Linked DNA regions of Homo sapiens: region 1 is linked to region 2. The links are chromatin loops, found by intact Hi-C in ENCODE. Cell type or tissue: dorsolateral prefrontal cortex. All regions are shown on one strand. Each heading gives the region's core, and the rest is flanking DNA. Links, peaks and the distances in the headings are about the cores only. Region 1 overlaps CSTPP1 (centriolar satellite-associated tubulin polyglutamylase complex regulator 1). Region 2 overlaps CSTPP1 (centriolar satellite-associated tubulin polyglutamylase complex regulator 1).

Region 1 (5,382 bases), core at 211-5,210, 130 kb before region 2:
CAAACATCCAGCCACCTCTGAGGCAAAAGGTCAATTTCTTCTGCTTGTCCTCGGTCCTCAGAATCCAAGTTACTGATGTGAGCTCTGTCCCTCATTTTCCTAGCCAAAGGGGTAGATGTGAAGCACAGACAGGCCAGATACAGTGTTCTGGGACAACACACCATTGTCTGAATCCAGAGAGCATCATGGCTACAGTGGACGAGAGTAGGCTCAGTGGGAGAGGCTCAGGGAACATCAGAAGTGCAGGGCCTGTCTTTTGAAGATAAAGTCTGGCTAGATCAGCTTTTCAGTGAAAGAAGCCAAAGTCTGCAGCCAGATCTTCATTTTTGGTGAGCCCATCACAGATTCCAGGTTTAGGATGAGGGGCTAGAATGAAGGGAAAAGGCCAATTATCACCCTATAAGAAGTAGATAGGCTAGGGGCGGTGGCTCACGCCTGTAATCCCAGCACTTTGGGAGGGTGAGGTGGGCGAATCACTTGAGGTCAGGAGTTCAAGACAAGCCTGACCAACATGGTGAAACCCTGTCTCTACTAAAAATACAAAAATTAGTCAGGCATGGTGGCCGGCGCCTGTAATCCCAGTTACTCAGGAGGCTGAGGTAAGAGAATCGCTTGAACCCAAGAGGCCGAGGTTGCAGTGAGCTGAGATTGTGCCACTGTACTCCAGCCTGGGCGACGCAGTGAGACTCCATCTCAAAAAAAAAAAAAAAAAAAAGTAGATAGTACTGAACTGTCCCACCCTTGTGGGTTTCTGAACTTTCTAATTCTCCAATCAAGTCCTGAGACCCTCCTGCTCCCCATCCTTCTCTCCTCCAAGCTCTTCTCACACAGCTGTGAGGTAAGATTTACTAGATGGAATGTGTTTGCAAAATCTGTTTTGTTCACTGTAACATGTTTATCAAAAAAGAAAAAAAAAAGCCTGTCCCTTCTCACTATTTAGTTTTTGGTGACTGCCTTTTGGGATCTGGAACTGGATAAACAGATGGACTTCACAGAAGAAATCAGGCGAAGCGCCAGGGTGTGTATATATATCTTAGTCTCACTGTATATACGGCAGATAGCCCTCGTGCAAACAGCTGTGCTGGTTTTGGAGGAAAGTGAGGGGACAGTGTCTCCTGGATGACAGTGCTCCCATTGCTCCAAGGTGTACCTCCCTGTGGTGCTTTGGGCTATAGGATGCCAGACAGATTCTAGAGTTCTAACCTCAGATATATGACCCTGATTTCATTTTCTGGCCTCTAGTTGTGGTAATTAAGGGTTGTGCCAGATCCCAAACTATTGCTAATTATTCATACTGGGTTTGCTATAAACGAGTGCTGAGTATTTGCACTGTGTATAGTGATGAGTACCTTTGCAATATACTGGATGCCTCTATTAAGGGGATGCCCAGGAGGGGTATGGTTTTGAGCGTCTGTGTGTGTGTGCGCACATGCGCACATGCAGAAGTTGTGGAAGGCCTGGACTACTGTATTTGCCTGGCCACAGAGAAGTATCACTGCCAGGGGAACAAGGTACAGTGATTCCTCATGTGCAGCACGCTGCTGCCCCAAGGGAACTGGGGGGGAATTGTACCGAGCAGTTTCCCCCTAATTTTTTTTTGCCACCTTGTCCAGTATAAATCTCTATTGCAGGGGTGGAGGTGGAGGAAGTAATTCTTTCTTAATTCAATGTGCTTCAATTCCCAGATATGAACAAACTTCAGAACATTTTAGGAGAATCTTCTAATAGAAAAAACATATTCATTTGCTTCACAGAGTAGGTTTCAGGTGGATGTCTCCTTCTCTCCTGGACAAACTCCTTGAAAAAAAACCATGAAAATAAAAGGCAATACTGTCCAAACAGGAAACTGGTGCCAAATAGAGGCAAAAAACCAAAGCAAAACAACTCCCTGAGATAGAGTGGACTGCATTCATTAGGTTCAGGTAGCTCAAAAGACAAGAACATTAAATAATTAGACTCCAACAGATCAAGGTGCTGTAGGTAATGGGACCTCATAAGGACAGAACAAAAGATCCTGTTTCTAACAAAGGTTCTACAGACCTTTATACTACAGTGAGCAATGAGTGAGAGGGATGCTGCCCAGGAAATGAAAGGACTCAATCGTTCCTCTTCAGTGAGCGGAGCCCAGGAGGAGTGTTCCAGGGCGCTCTCACAAACACTCTTTAATAATACCATCCAGAGCCTTTGATTCAAGGAACATGCTGAAGAATAAACAGCCTATTAATCTGAGTTTTCTGGTGTGCCTGAGTATACAAAGCAGCAATGAACTAACCCCTTGGCTCTTGCAAACATCCCGACTGCACACCATCCGCTGCTCCACTACACAGCTCAGCCCCTCCTTCCCCTGCATGCAATTTGCCCCTGGAAAAGCTTCAAGGTTTGGGGGTCCTGATGGTTTCATCTAAGGATGCTCAGGCCAAACCCAGGGTGCAAAGAACGGGAAACAGCGTATCCTTGTTTGGCCATAAGAAGGCACAGCCATGTGACCAGGCTCAAATGAGAACTGTGTGGTAGTGTGAGTGGGTAAGGAGACAAAGTCATCAGTCTGCCTCTTTCTGAGCCAAGTTGACAGCCACAGGCCTGGGAAAGGAAGGCCCAGTTTCAATTGCTTCCTAGTCTTGGTTACCTTGGTGGCAGGAAGGGCTCCTGCATGGGTGGGCTTTGGGTACCATTCTGTGGAAACATTCCTGGGCATTTTGCCTAGGTAAAAATTACCAAGTAAGGTCCCTGAGTTTTCTTTCTTTCTTTCATGTTCTTTTCTTTTCTTTTTTTTTTTTGAGATAGGGTCTTGCTCTATCACCCAGGCTGGAGTGCAGTGGTGTGATCTTGGCTCACTGCAACCTCTCCCTCCTGGGTTCAAGCAATTTTTGTGTCTCAGCTTCCCGTGTACCTGGGACTACAGGTGCGTGTCACCACGCCTGGCTAATTTTTGTATTTTTAGTAGAGACGGGGTTTTGCCATGTTAGCCAGGCAGGTCTTGAACTCCTGGCCTCAAGTGATCCGCCTGTCTTGGCCTAGGTCCCTGAATTTTCAAGGAGAAAAATAGAAGAAAGAGAAATAGCTGTTTCACTTTCATCCTTTCACTAGAAGTCCTTCTTTACAAACAATCAGGTGTAGCTTTTGTGATAACAACAATTTGATCGGTTCTCCTTCCCACCCCTAAGACAAAGTACAATGATAGTACTTTAAGTAATAAACCAGGCGTTCAGTTGTTGAAACAATGTAATTGAGGCTAAGATCATAGGCTCAAATCAGCCATGGGAGCGGTTTCCCTGTGTTCCATGGTCACTGACCTCATGCAAGGTGTGTGCTTAATCATAAAAGGAACTAGTGTGACAAGGTGGATAAATCAGTATCATGGCTATCAACACAGACTGGGTCATGCATACACACACATATTCTCAAAGCCTAATCCCTCTGACCCCAAATTTATATATCAAGGAAAACATATTTAATGAAAGTTTCCTTTCTAAAAATAATTTCAAAGAGGCACTTTGACTTAAAAAAATTAATTCTAAAGCCTTCTGATTCTACTTCCAGGGAACTACTTTGTGTTTAGTCCCTTGAAACTGGAGGACACACATCTTTGACGAAAAGGAGCAGCACAAAAGCTTGCATTTTATGTGCTTGGCTCTGAGATGATACCACAGAGGGTAGGAAGTAAGAGCATGGGCTCTGCAGTTAGACAGATCGAAATCTGAGCTCCTCTTCTGCCACTTGCTGATGTGTGATCTTAGACCCATGACATCAAATCAGTGAGTTTCAACTTCCTCATCTGTAAAATGGGAATACCTTCATGGGATTATTGTGAGGATTATATAACAAAAATGTTTAGTACCATGCCTAGGACACAGTAAGTGTTCAATAAATGATAGCTGTACTTACTGTTTCTTTTAATTAAAAAAAAATTTTTTTTTCAGAGACAGAGTCTCTGTCTGTTGCCCATGCTGGAGTACAGTTGTATGATCATGGCTCACCGTGGCCTCAAACTCCTAGGCTCACGTGATCCTCCCACCTCAGCCTCCTGAGTAGCTGGGAATACAGGCTACCACGCCCAACTACTTTTAAAATTTTTATTTATTTATTGTTTTTGAGAGAGGTCTCCCTATATTGCCCAGGCTAGTCTGGAACCCCTCACTTTAAGTGATCCCCTCACATCTGCTTCCCAAAGTGTAGGGATTACAGGCATGAGCCACCATGCCTGGCCCTTGTTACTCTTTGAATCCTCTAAATAATAGGCACAGGGACTTAACTGGTGGCTGGCAGGCACATGAGCTACATGAAATGGGAGTTTCTTCATTCCTTACCAAGCTGGGCTTAGATCCTCAAACCATCCTTCACTACACTGGAAACAAGTGTTTGGGTTATCTGGGGTAACTGATGGAAGGGCAATGAGAGATCAAACCCTGGTACTCTGGAACTTCATTTTGATTTGGGAACTGCAGGTTGACCTGGAGAATTCCCACCCCAGATTCTGGCTTAGCAGATATAGCCTTTTCCTAGGCTTCCACCTGTTGAGACAAACAGATGTAAACTGAACACAAGAGGGGTTTGCAAGCACAGATCTGGTATCAGACTGCCTTACCCTGCAGCATTCCTGGGGTCATAAAATGACAAACATTTCAACACGCTGGATCTAACCCTTCCTGCCCTGTAACTGGGGCCTTATGAAACTGCTTCTTGTGATTAGAGCCATTGGTACCTCATACCAAGGCTGTGAGGTGGACTTCATTAATATTGATGAGCTGCAGCTCGTTAACCTCATTTGATGTTTATTTACAACCATTCTTCTCATATGCTAATGAATGACACTGGGCTCTTCAGATAGAAAGGAAAGAACTGGACCCTCTCTGCCAGCATCTCCTTGGCAAACTGCTGTCCCTTGAAACAGAAGTTTGCACAGAGGGAATGAAGCCAAATGTAGGGAATGCAGCAGAGAGGACAAAATGATGTGAAAAGAATGTCTGCAATGTAATGGGGGAGAGAGAAGCCCAGCTGCTGGGGCCACAGTGTGACTGAGGTTTGGTTACACCCACCCAGTGGCTAACAAAGAGAAGCTGAAGGGCGGGGAACTGAGGAACTAAGAAAAGGACAATGTGTTAGATTTTGAAATTGGAGTATTGGGGGTGGAGATGAGTGGGCCCCATGGGTGTCAGGGAGCTTGAAGGCCTCTCTAGGATTCATTCCACTTTCTTCTGTGATCTTAAGAAATCAATCGGCAGGGAATTGGGGTGGATTTCTTTAAGGCAGTAAAATACCCATAGCAATGAATGCTTATCAAATGCTTGGCTTGGAGAAGAGTGCTCATTGTCGCACCATGAAATGGGTAAGTAGGGAGAAATAATCTCTGATTCTCTTTCCTCAAAGTTATAGGTTTGTATA
Region 2 (5,382 bases), core at 137-5,136:
AAGTCTATTTCCCTCAACCAAAAGGGGTATTGTACTGGTTAATAGCTGTGAAAAGCTGAGTGCCTTGACACTCAAAACAGTCTCTGGTCAACCATTAATCCTCCCCTCTTCCCTTCTCTTTCCTAAAACTGGTGGGTTTTTTTGTTTTTTTGTTTGTTTGTTTGTTTTATATATAGTTTTGGGATGTCAATTAAGGGTAAGTGCTTAAATCCTACTGCCTCAGTATTTCCAGCCTAAATCTCATAATAATACAGCATTTGTAGGTTGGAGTCCTGCAATTTCAAGTGCCAGAAACTACAGAATCTTTTTTATTTTAAGTCAGAGTCTCGCTGTTGTCACCCAGGCTGGAGTGTAGTGGCGTGATCGCGGCTCACTGCAACCTCCACCTCCAGGGTTCAAGCGATTCTCCTGCCTCAGCCTCCTGAGTAGGTGGGATTACAGGCGCCCGCCACCATGCTCAGCTAATTTTTGTACTTTTAGTAGAGACAGGGTTTCACCATGTTGGCCAGGCTGGTCTCAAACTCTTGACCTCAGGTGATCCGCCTGCCTTGGCCTCCCAAAGTGCTGCGATTACAGGCATAAGCCACCGCGTCCTTTTTTTTTTTAAGGAGATTTTCATAGTTCAAACTTAAAGCACTCAGCTAGCTGACCATAACAAAATGTACTTCCTGAACACCAGAGAAATCTAAAGTAGCACTTAAGTTTCCCACAGTTACAATCTAAGGGACATATGAAGAACCCAAGTAATATTTGTCATGGCAATAACTTTGCAAAAATAGTTACTAATAAAGCAGTATAGTTATCAAGTCAACGCCATAAACATTCACATAACTATTTTCCAGAAAGTATCATGGGTAAAAAAAAAATCCTGTAAATTGCTAAACATGTAGTAAATCATATGCCACTCATGTTTTCAAACAGGGAAGTAATAAAATTACAAGGTGAAAATTAATTGTGCTATAGCACGAGTTGTAGTCTTGCAGCCGGGCATGGTGATGCATGCCTATGGTCCCAGTTACTCAGGAGGCTGAGGCAGGATGATCCCTTGAGCCCAGGAGTTCAAGACCAACATAGTAGGACTCCTGTCTCTTTAAAAAAAAGAAAAAGTATAGCCTTTGGGGGCAAACCATGTATTTATCAATTATCATTAAATTTACAGATTAATATTAATTGGTAATATGCAATTTAACTATGAATATACAGAATAGTGATATTAATGCAATAAGATACTAATACAACAGCTTAATCATTTGCTTGGCATTTTACATTAAAAATATTACATAAAAATTAGTTGGCATTCACAACTGAACTAACAGTAACAGGATCTCATTTTTTCTAATGACAAAAAGATACAGAAAAGTTCTAATTTAAAGTAACTGAAAACTCACGGGCTTAGAATTCCCTGTCCTCTCTCTTGTGGTTGATGTGGCTCTGCACGAAGGTGGGGATTCTTTTTCAAATAAGAGTCTCACATGTGAAATCCCCACTAAGAACTATCTCCACATACTGTTTATGGGATATAGCTGTAATAGTGCTCAATAATCCCTTTGAGTTTCTATTTTTGTTATGAAAGTAAAGGATGCTATTGTAGATATTTATAGATACAAAAAGGCCTAGGCCAAAGTGCACAAAAACCGTATGGGGCAAATGGTTGGAACAACATAGACTAGACAGAGAGGCCCCAGTTTAGTCTACACAGAAAACTCATAACACTTAACATATCATCTAAATTAATGGTATAAAAACACCACCAAAGTACCCTATAAAAACATACTTTGGATCTGTTTTACTAGAACAACATAATTTTTGACTCATCACTTTTAGGAATGTTGCAATGTTCAGTCCTACCTTTTCTGCCAGGCCCAACTCAAATGCCACCTTCTTTGTGAACCTTTCCCTGATTCTGTCCCAGCCAGAAGTGATCTTCCCTTTTCCCAAACTCCCTAAACATCTATTTTAAATATTTCCAGTGGCACTTTCTACCTTGATACACAGTTATTTCTGTTATGCGTATGTTATCTTCTTTGTTGGATGTCCTGATCCTTAAAGATAGGCACCATGACTCATTTATCTTTTATTTCCTTTAACACTCAGGACCATTCAGTGTCTTTCACATGGTAGACATTCAAATATTTACTTAATGAACATACAAACTGTATCCACTATTTATAAACTGTGATGCTGTTCTTTATTCAACTCAACCACTTTAGGACTGTGCCTCCCAGGTGGGAAACGCTAAATATCAAAACACATTCTATTACAATGTTAGTGTTCTTACTGGAAGCCACTTTTGTCCTGTTCTCAACTACTCTTTCTGTTGCCTTTTTACTACTGTTCCTTCTCTCTATTCCAATGAGAAGGCACTTGTTCCTTCTATTGTTACTAAGAGCCTCATTATGTTCAAGGTAAAGCGAAAAAATGCATTCGATGCAATTACCAGTTCCTCACAAATTTGGGGGCTACTTGTCATTTCAACATCCAGGACTTGAATAAAAGAAAGTCCAAATTCTTTTTACTCCTAATAACTATTTTCTTTTTTTCTTTTTAGACAAAATGGAAGCACACAGCACAGGAAGCAGTCCTCAGTAAGCCACCGTTCATAAACAGCTTTGCTGAAAGCCTAACAAAGGTTCTGTTGTGCTCTTGCATGGCAGGGCCAGTAAGCAGCAGGAGCAGATGAACTCTTTAAGAAACAAAGGTTCTGTCTTCATGCAAATGTTTGCATTAATAAAAAATAAAGAAAAAGATATAGAAAATGCAGGCTAGCTGGACATAATAGGTCTCTAAATGGGAGGTTTTTCACATTTTTCAGGCGGAGTCAGCAGGTCTTTTAAAAACTTTGTCATTCTAAACATTTCACAGACATCACAAGAGAGACATGCAAATAACAGAAGCAAATCAAAAGACATCCCGCTGCTGTGCTGGCGCCTCCCTCATCCATTCCTGGTTTGTCATTTTCTGTTAACCCTAGTGCTGGCTGCTGTTTTGTTGAGGAATGGAGTCCCTAGCCCATGTAGCAGTACATGTCTAGCCAGCTGGCCCCAGCACTGATAACATTACAATGCAAGCCATGTACTACCACTCAGGGACACGTGCTGCCAGGCAACAAGTGCAATGTGTGATTTTTACACACTCCGCTTGCAAATCTGCATGGGAAAGAGCTTCTAAACTAACCACTTAATAAGATATGGTCTTCTTGAGTGTGAGCATCACTGAGTAGTTCAGAAGATGAACTTGCTGAGGACCAGTCCTTCAAAGTGAAATACGATTGACCCTTGAACAATACGGATTTCAATAGCTTGGGTCCACTTAAAAGTGAGGGTTTTTTCCAACCAAATGTAGGTCGAAACTTCAGTATTCTCAGGAAGCAAAACACACGTATAGGGAGGGTCAACTTCTCGTAGATTCGGGTTCCACAGGGCCAACTGCAGGACTTGAGTATGCACAGATTTTGGTATACTCAGAGAGCCCTGGAACTAACCCCCTGCATATACTCATGGATGACTGCATACAATAAGGGCCTTAAAGTAAATACAGAAACTTAAAAAACTCATGTGGGGAAAGGGTTACCAAATACCTATTCTGTGCCAAGCACTGTACTATGTACTCAACTTACATTGTCTCTAATTTTCACAACCACCATTTAAGGTACTTTTATCCTTATTTTATAGCAGAGGAAATTGAAGCTTAGGGAGGTTCTGTAACATGCCCAAGGTGCAGCTAATAATAGCAAGCCAAAACCCAAAACTGTACAGCAAATTCCCCACGATTCTATACATTTCTCTCATTGTGTGTGTGTGTGTACTGTGTGTGTGTGTGTGTGTGTGTGTGTGTGACTGAAACCTAGCTTACTCTGAAAATATCACAATGACTATATTCACCCACTGCAGGACCACTGAAGTGTCACTTTTTCTGTTTTTAATCATTTAAAGTCTTTATTATTCATTTTTAAGAGCAAGTGGCTTTGTTAGCTTACAATAAGAATCTGATTAAAGCTACAAATGCTTTCTCACAGAAAAACGAATATAATATGTTGCATATAATTTTAGAGCATTCAAGAACACCCTAATGCTCATCTATAGTTCCTCTGAGGGTTCATTGCCTACATGTTAGAAAACAATCACATCTCTCTTCCTAGGAGCACATAGTCCATTTTCTTTTTCTCCATCTTTTTCTCCACCACTCTCCTAAAACTCTGTAACAAACACAATGATGACCCATTAAGCCCCCTGACCTGAAAAGTCCTTGTCTTCCTCAATTTCCATTGAACACACTATTCCTCTTCACCAGGACTTAAAATCACTTAAGTCCTCCCACATCGTCCCACAGATTCTGTCCCACTGGCCTCTCTGGATTGTACTTAACTTGGAAGTAGTAGTTAGAAACTTCATTACTATTCTTACCACTGCTCCTGAATTATAAAAACTTAAGAAGTTGAAAGACTTTCAGATCATATTGTTTATCTCCATCATTTTACAGATAAAGAACTTGAAATATTTTCTTCATTTTTTCTCCTCTTGATTCAATGATTCAAAGTTCTTGGGCTTGCTCAAAGTAGCTCTAAAGTTTTCCATATTTCTGTCTATAACCATAAAGCCAACATTTCATTTGTACAAAGCAAGCAAAATCATGGCAACAACTGAATATTTTCATTTCCAAAGAGACGAGAAAAGCTAAAGTAAAAGGAGCTAAAGATACATATACATAAGAGGGTTCAAATTAAACCAATGTACCCCCTGTATTTCTAGCATTTTTCCTCTCATTTTTCTTTCCTTTTTTGCTTAATACATCTTTCAAAATTAAATGAAGTACTTTGTTTTCACATTATAAATATTTCTTTATGCAAATACTGCTGAGCTTAAAAAATGTCTCCAGAATTTTTAGTTTTCCCTGCACAAATCACTTTGTTATTGCACTATAGAAATATATTTTCTAACTTTTAAAATTTTTTTGAGAGAGGGTCATGCTCTGTCGCCCAGGCTGGAGTGCAGTGGTGTGATCATGGCTCACTGCAGCCTTGACCTCCCAGGTTCAAGCAATCCTCCTATCTCAGCCTCCTGAGCAGCTGGGATTACAAGTGTGCACCACCATGCCTGGCTAACTTTTAAATTTTTTTGTAGAGACAGGGTCTCACTATGGCTGGTGTCAAACTCCTGGGCTCAAGCAATCCTCCTGCCTCAGCCTCCCCAAAGTGCTGGGATTACAGGTGTGAGCCACTGCACCCAGACTTTTTTTTCTTTATTTTAATATTTATTTTATAAGGAAATATATTTTCTTTGGTTTCTTCCCTAATTTCTCGAATCTCCAGGTAAAAATTGGAGTATTGTGTGTGTGTGTGTGTGTGTGTGTGTGTGTGTGTGTGTGTGTGTGTTTTGAGATAGA

The links. Peaks named below come from ENCODE experiments on the same cell type or tissue, not always from the same donor. Only the 100,000 strongest peaks of a DNase experiment are listed, where the experiment ranks them.
Region 1: a loop joins it to region 2, with 2.7 times the contacts of the local background. A loop is called at or near these places in 2 of 110 quality-filtered maps.

What each region holds. Positions count from the first base shown.
Region 1 is chr11:47,104,038-47,109,419 of GRCh38, reverse strand. The region is part of intron 3 of CSTPP1 (centriolar satellite-associated tubulin polyglutamylase complex regulator 1); the gene reads right to left. Among named protein-coding and RNA genes, the nearest start is that of ARFGAP2, 70 kb to the left of the region's middle. In dorsolateral prefrontal cortex, for the core only: no CTCF peak of the experiment used is centred there; DNase peaks (open chromatin) are centred at 1,039 and 2,459; H3K4me3 peaks cover 1,327 bases; H3K27ac peaks cover 4,702 bases.
Region 2 is chr11:46,974,847-46,980,228 of GRCh38, reverse strand. All of the region lies in intron 1 of CSTPP1 (centriolar satellite-associated tubulin polyglutamylase complex regulator 1), which reads right to left. Among named protein-coding and RNA genes, the nearest start is that of CSTPP1, 41 kb to the right of the region's middle. In dorsolateral prefrontal cortex, for the core only: no CTCF peak of the experiment used is centred there; DNase peaks (open chromatin) are centred at 2,637 and 3,038; H3K4me3 peaks cover 1,313 bases; H3K27ac peaks cover 3,507 bases.